2 separate regions of the Homo sapiens genome follow, and region 1 is linked to region 2. Evidence: read pairs that join two places in POLR2A ChIA-PET (ENCODE). Cell type or tissue: K562. All regions are shown on one strand.

What was found. Peaks named below come from ENCODE experiments on the same cell type or tissue, not always from the same donor. Only the 100,000 strongest peaks of a DNase experiment are listed, where the experiment ranks them.
Region 1: POLR2A ChIA-PET joins it to region 2 with 5 read pairs; 2 of 35 experiments call an interaction of 5 or more read pairs at or near these places.

The regions. Positions count from the first base shown.
Region 1 is chr6:125,117,311-125,121,310 of GRCh38, reverse strand. LOC124901394 (a long non-coding RNA gene) reads left to right here. Exons shown (of 2, transcript XR_007059735.1): 2 at 3,180-3,684. Among named protein-coding and RNA genes, the nearest start is that of TPD52L1, 34 kb to the left of the region's middle. In K562, no CTCF peak of the experiment used is centred here; no DNase peak of the experiment used is centred here.
Region 2 is chr6:125,002,861-125,006,860 of GRCh38, reverse strand. The region is part of intron 1 of RNF217 (ring finger protein 217); the gene reads right to left. Among named protein-coding and RNA genes, the nearest start is that of RNF217-AS1, 42 kb to the right of the region's middle. In K562, no CTCF peak of the experiment used is centred here; a DNase peak (open chromatin) is centred at 2,380.

The sequences.
Region 1 (4,000 bases), 110 kb before region 2:
CACTTGGGTTTTTTCCAAGCATACCTTCCTTTCTTTCCTTTCCTGTTCTAAAGCCTTTTAAATATAAAACTTCCACTCCTGCTCAAAACTTGCCTCAGTTTCTTTTTCTGCCTTATGTCCCTCAGTCGAATTCGTTTTTCTGAGAAGCAAGAATCGAGGTTGCTGCAGACCCATGGGGATTTGCTGCCAGTAACTTGGATACCTTCCACCGGTAAAAACATGATCTCCAAAATTCCCGTCCTCTGGATGGTGGAGACAAAGAGAAAGTAACCACCACGTGGTTACAAGGTCAAACTCCCAAGAACCTTATTGACCAGTTTTCTGGGCCATCTTGAACAGCAGGGTAACGGGGTCCTAAGCTCGTGTTCTATCCTAAGGCACCCCTCTTTCTGACAGAAAGATACAGAAAGACATTCATAGCACAGAGTACAACAGATTCACTACAGCTCATGACTAGCCTCACAAATCCTTTTTCCCATTAATCAAAATTTTACAGAGGAGATAAACAGTGATTTTTACCATTCATTCAGCCAGTTTGCATAGAGAGAAAGAGGCCAGAAGTCTGACTGGTAAGAAATTCTTACCGTTTTGCTGGCATGTCAGGTTTCTGGGTTCTCTTTCCCTGAGTGGCCTTAGTGACCCTGCTCACCACACCATAGCTCTGGGCGCCAAGCCGTGTCATAAAGGAAAATCTTGGAACCACAGGCAAAAACCTCTCAATTTTGCAAGTTGCTCCCCAACCAGCAGAACTGAATATACATTTTTCATTCCAGCCAGAGCAAAATACATGTGACAAAACATAGACATTAGCCACTCTGCTTAGCACCCAATATCAAATTGGCAAGTCTCAAACTTGGCCCTAGATGGGCCCTGTCATCTTTAATCCATTTAAAGTGGATTAAAAGAGTTTCAACATGTGGTCTCTGGGGAAGATGGTTGCACGGAGTAACAGAAAAGGTAAGAAAGGGAAAAGAGAGAGAGAGAGAGAAAAGCATTGCCTGTGGCAGAGTGGGGAAGGCAGGAGCTCAGGGAAGCCAGAGAAAGACCCACCCATCCCAGCAATGCTGAATCAAAAGTTCAGGCAGTTGCTTGTCAGTCGCAAAGGGATCTTTTCCAGCAGTCCCATCAGCTCTCATGTTTCCCGCTTTGGAAAGAAAAAAAGCTCCCCATGTCCAGTGGTCCTATACATGCCTAATCCTGTCACCCACAGCTGTCAGCAAAAAGTGCAAAGCAAATTTAATTTTTTAAAATCAATTAGTCGCTTAAGTTTTTTATTTGCCTTTTGTAAAGTCTTTAAATAAAAATACTGAAATCTTTTTAGAAGCTTCTGCATATCAATAGCCATGCCTACAGGAGACTAATTTGGGAGCCCTCATTTTCAAACGCACTTTAGTGCAGTTTTATTCATTTGGAACATTCCACTGTAAGTTATCTTTAGTAAGATTTCACTATTACTCTAAGACTTCACTACTTCTGGGGCCTAACACTTACGCATGTATAAGCTGGAGGGAACTCAGTTTTCCAAAAATTAAGGATCCCATTTTTTACCTAAAATATTGGTTTTGTTTCTAGGTTCCCTTGATTGACTTAATTAATGATTTTTTTCCTCCTACCTAAGCACACAAGAAAAGTGGAAAAAAAAAAAAGGTAGAACACAAAAATCCCTTTGAATTTTCAAAAGCCAAATTTTTACACCCCCTGCAATATTACTATTTACCACCAGTTTCTTTCTGACCCAGTCAGATGTGCGAGGCCTCTAACTGGATCCAAGTCAGTTAATTACTGGGTCAAATGTGATCCTGGACCCAGTCCAGTTTCTGTCATGACTTCCAAAACCAGTTTGGATCACAAATTTGCTCAAAGAAACTCAGTGAGCTCAAAACACAAATCCGTGGAGCTCTGAAATGCCAGAGAGAACTTACCACAATCCCCAGCTGCTCCAATAGATCAGTGAACACAAATGGGTCCTGTAGGTACTTCACTTGGTCGCTCAGCGCTCCTGAGGGTCGTTGGAAGCTCTACTTCGGATCCCATCCTCATTGCTATCTAATAAAAGAAAAGCTGGGCCAGGCGCGGTGGCTCAAGCCTGTAATCCCAGCACTTTGGGAGGCCAAGGTGGGCTGATCACAAGGTCAGGAGATCGAGACCATCCTGGTTAACACTGCAAAACCCCGCCTCTACTAAAAATACAAAAAATTAGCCGGGCCTGGTGGCGGGCACCTGTAGTCCCAGCTACTCAGGAGGCTGAGGCAGGAGAATGGCATGAACCCGGGAGGCGGAGGTTGCAGTGAGCTGATATCACGCCACTGCACTCCAGCTTGGGCAACAGAGCTAGACTCTGTCTCAAAAAAAAAAAAAAAAAAAAAAAGAAAGAAAAAGAAAAGCTTCAGCCAAATTGTTACAATTGTTAACTAATTTAATGAATGATTCATGAATTGGGCAGCCTTCACAGCCAGAGTAGTCTCTGAGACTCCAGAGCAGCCACATGGTAGATTTATGGACAGAAAAAGGAAAGTGACATGTAGAAAATTGAAGAGAGGTAAAGAAACAGCTGGATTGGTTATAGCTCAGTGTTTGCTTTATTTGAACAGGTTCGAACAGTTGGCTACATTTGACTGGCCAGAACTCGGTGATTGGCACAGGTGTAGGCTATGGTCTGTTTATACCTTCACTTGTTATAGTTCAAGATGTATAGAAACACCTTTAGGCCTGACTTAAAATATGTAGGAAGGAAGCTTTATGCTAAACTTGATTTAACAATTCCTTTATCTGAGGTTATAGTTCTTTTTGAGTTGAAACTTTATTAAGGATATTCTCCCATTTGGCTTTTCACCCTTTGTAATTCCAAGACTTCGCCGCCCCCCTTATTTCTCTCTTCATGGAAATAGGAAACTCTGTATGCCTCCAAGGATCCTTCTTTCTCCAGATACCCGCTGACAGTTCTCTCGGTCCTCATATTTACTTTACTATTTTTTAGTTATCTCTTTTTATGAAAAGTATATTTAACATTTTCAACAATTTAAGTATATATACATTTGTATTTAGTGGAATGGTATCAGGCTGTCTAGTCTATCATATTGTCAGAATTAAAGAATTTAAAATGTTCATTTATAAAATTCAAATTTACTATACTAATATAATATTTTCTCATTCCTAGTTTTTCCTTTCTTATTCTCTAGACATTGAAGAAGTAATAGTTGTTATCTTCAAATCTTACCCTATGGAACTAGGATGCACTGAAAGAGGAACAAAGCAGACACACATCGCCTTGGCGTGTTAATGAGGTGTCAATACAGCTCTTTGCCAAGAATAACTCCTGACTTAAGATGATGCTTGAAATCTTCCTGTGAGTCACTATTCTGGGTACCTTGAAGACAGTTGTTAAAAACCAAATATGTTCTTACAAATTGGTGATATATTAATTCATTGTCATACGTTAATGCATGTTTTGTATAAATTTATGGGATACAAATGCAATTTTGTACATGCATAGATTGTGTAGTGGTCAACTCAAAGGTTTGTATAGCATCCATCACCTGAATAACATATATTTACTCATTAAGTAATTTCTCATTTTCTACCCTCCTTTTCACACCCCCATATGCTAATACCTCAAAAAAAGAATTAAGGACTTGAATTTGGTAAGTTGGATTGAGAAAAATAAAAATAGTGTGTCATTTCAAAGTGAAGGTTCATTTGGAGTGTCTAGAGAATAGAATTTATTGAAAGCAAGAAAGATGGTTCCAAAGAGTGTTCGAGGAATGTTAAAAAAAAACTTTTGAGATATCTTTCATCATTTATAATATGATGGTTATAATTGTAAAAAATTTACAAATGTTAAGGATGATGATTGGGATTTCAAAAATTTAAGAATCAGTATGTTTAATAACAATATCAAGCAGTATTCAAGAACAAGTAAGTAGACTTCGAGCAAGACGTCATGCCATCAAATCTGTGCAGTGAGATGGTTGATGGGGAGAAGGAAAGGCTTTCTAAGGAG
Region 2 (4,000 bases):
TCTCCTGCCTCAGCCTCCCGAGTAGTTGGGATTACAGGCACGCACCACCACACCCGGCTAATTTTTGTATTTTTAGTAGAGATGGGGTTTCACCATGTTGGCCAGGCTGGTCTTGAACTCCTGACCTCAGGTGATCCGCCCACCTTGGCCTCCCAAAGTGCTGGGATTACAGGCATGAGCCACCACACCCAGCCCATGCATTCAACTTTAATAGTAAAAATCAAAACTCAGAAATAATTTTTAATGTCCACTGATAGGAGACTATTAGGTTGTTATATATTTGCTCAGAATAGTATGCTTTCATTGAAATTAATTATGAAGTTTATGAAGCAAATTTGAAAATGTATGTTAAATAAATCTAAGTTTAAAAAAGCATGCTGTAAATTTCTGTGGAATAATTGTAACTATATAACATAATAGAAAAAATGAGTACAAGTAAAATAATATTATAATAGTAACTATGCTAGGAAAGTGAGATTAAACAATTTTAACTTTTCTATAGCCCTGTGGTTAGGAGTTGAGTATTATTAATCACCTGCATTGAACAACTCTTTTAATGGAAATTTCTCAGCTCCTGCATCACAGTTATAATGTGAATTTTGGAAACTCGAGTCAAAAGTTCATAACTTATTTTTCTTCATTTATTGCAACATAAACATCTCCAACATAAAGGGATACTCTACTTTTATGCTCCACTCTTCATTCACACTTTAACTGACAGAGTCACCTCCAAAAAGGCAGGAGTTCCTGGGAAGTATCCTCAAGCCTCTTATCATTTGCAGGAGCTATGGAAACAGTACAGACTTTGAAAGCACTTTCCTGGGCCTGGCAGCGTGCCTCAAAAACTATTTAATTAATTAACAGCCCATTACCAAGTTCTTATAACAAACACCTTTTCTGACCTATTCCTCAAGGCTGGCACAGTATAAATGATTTTTATCTGAATTTTAAATACTATTCTTAGAGTGTGACATAAATCAAGCCTGAATTTCCAGTATAAATAATAATAATTTCCCATAATTCCTAACTATGCTCTAATACCTTATGTTCTATACAAAACCATATTTAATTAAACAAGTCTATATTTGAAAGCTTTCTATTGCATACAGTTTTATCTAATAACAGAATAAATAACCACATGAAATCATATTTCGAATGTAATATGGTACATGAATTTCTAGCATTATATCTTAAAGATTCTTAAAAATTAAGTGCTCCTTCAAGATTTCAAAGGTATGGATTTAAGAAAAAAGTTCTTTCAAAAGATTTTCAAAGGAAACTTTAAAGAGCTGTTATAGGAAGCTTCAGTGATGACCAGTTGATGACTGAAAACCCAATCCAAACATACCTGTTTTTATCATGACTTTCCTGCAGAGATCAAGTTTATTCTCTTGCCTGCAAAATACAATGTCTTTCTGCTTTCTCATCATGATTAAAGAGTTTCACCTTGTACCCTTATGTTATGCAAGCCATATTTGTCTTTAAGTTGCAGAGTCAACATTTTGCACAGAATTTTTTATCCTTTGATGTCTCAATATGCTGATATTTCAGAGTGAAGAAGCTTTAGGCACTTTTCTGACTGACCTGAGACGCCAAGTTTGAGGCTGAGTTTACATCAGTCCTTTCCATAGTAGTTATAAACCTAACATACAGGCCTGTTATGGTTTGAACATCCCCTCTGAAGCTCATGTTGAAATTTAATTGCCATTGCAACATTATGAGGTGGGACTTTAAGAGGTGTTTAGGTCACGAGGGTTATGCCCTCATGAACAGATTAATGCTGTTATCCTGGGAGTTCTGCCCCCTTTCCCTTTCTGCCTGGCACCCTGGCTTGCCCTTCTATCATGGAATAACACAGCACAAAAGTCTTCACCAGATGCCAGCACCATACACTTGGACTTCCCATCCTCCAGAACCATAAGCCAAATCAATCTCTTTTCTTTATAAATTACCCAGTCTGTGGTATTCTGTTATAGCAGCAAAAAATGGACTAAGACAAGGCCTTTAGAAAGTGCCTTTATTTCCTTTTGTCAACTACTGAAAAAACCTGTATAGTTTGTGTAATTATTAATATAAAGTAGTGAGACTTTCTAAGAAACACACCAGAATTACACACGAGCTGTGGTTCTTGTCCTTTGTGCATATATTTAGGCATTTATAATTTTAACTTTCCCTTTCAACAACAAGTGAAACAGAGGATCATTTAAAAAGACTTAGGCCTTCACAGCACTTCACTAGAAGCCTTGTTCTTCTCCCAGTGATACTATCCCAACTTAGAACACTTCTGTACCTACCTTTGGAGGCAATTTCCTAGGCAGGGAAGAAAGTCATTCTCGTTATCTTTAATTTGCCAGACAGTTATTCTCCCCAGGGCTAGGATCTTCACTGTTCTGCTTATCTTCCCTCAACTTCCACCCTCATCCCTCTTACCATGTGATTCATCAGCCACAGGAAAACTATCTTGGCTAGACAGTGCTGGTACAATCCAAGGGTAAGGGCATAAGTAATGGCACTTAACTAGGATGGAGGAGAGAGAAAGTTGCACCTGATGCCAGCTGTTCTTGTGCCAGCCATTCCTGTTGACTGTGATTACTTTTGTGGTCACAATCAAACTGTAACTCAGTAACAGGGTAAGGATTAGATGTGTGCCCTACAACAAAAGGGGAAATATAACTGGCAAGCCCTGTTTTCTTTAATATAATTTAACATTTGTCTAATATTTCCTTTTAGATTTTATTTCAAAGCTGCCTCTAAGAAAGGCAACCTTATTTGATGGATGAATTTTAAAGAAAAAAACTGTAACCCCTCATTTAAAGAAAGATTAGAATTAAAAAGTCTAATCCAAAAAGTGTTTTAGGTGCAGATTTTTGCAGCACTTGACATCATTTGGCTACTGGACAACAAGCTTAAACACAGATGTTGATCAATTAGTTCTGAGTTCCCATAATAGGCCTTCCCTAACGTATCTGAACCTCAATTTCTCCTTCAAAACCACGTACCTAACAAGATTATGAGGACTACAAGACATAGCATATAAGAAGCTATGAGCTTCTTATGGTATGAGCTCTGATAATAGATAAAGACAATAAAAAAATCACATTGGGTTTTTCCTTTGCTATAACTACCTGTATTTTTAAAATTGACAAATAATTATATATACATATTTATAAGGTATAATGTGATATTTTAATATAGGTATATATTGTGGAATGATTAAATCAAGCTAATTAACAAATCCATCACCTTATATGTTTATGAATATTTAAAATCTACTCTTTCAGCAATTTTAAAATATAAATTAACTACAGTCACCATACTGTGCAGTGAATCTCTAAAGTTTATTCCTACAATCATCTTTGGATGACGATGATGATAATGATGTTGCTATCTAATAATTTCTGAGTATTTATTATGTAGTAGTTACTGTATCACCATTGTAACATGAAGACACTGAGGCTTAAGGAAGTTAACTAACTTTTCCAAGGTCACATACCAAAAACCAGCAGTGCTGGGATTTTAATCCCTATCAGTCTGACTCCAGAGCCAGTGTTATTTTCCACTATGATATGCTTACTTCATTATCTTATCAGTGATTGTACAACCATACAGCCTCTCGATTCTGCTAATCACTAAATCCTGTGATCCTATGTTGAAAATCAAATGTTAAATCTCTTCTACTCACCCATATATCTGATTTTTAGCCTCCCTTACAACTCTGAAGGTGAATAGGTATGTGTGTGTGTGTGTGTTTGTGTGCGTGTGTGTTTAAAATGACAAGGGCCTCACTACTTACTAAGGTAGGCCATTTAATCTTTGGCTACCACTATTATTACTAAATCAGTCCTTTTAATATGCAGCCAATTTTTTATACTTTCATTATTAGGATAATAACAAGATTTTCTGACTCCATAGCATCCTGGTTGCTCTGATTTACATGATATAATTGCCTTATGCTGTAGACCCAGAACTATTACAATATACCAAGTAGCCTCCTCTGCCT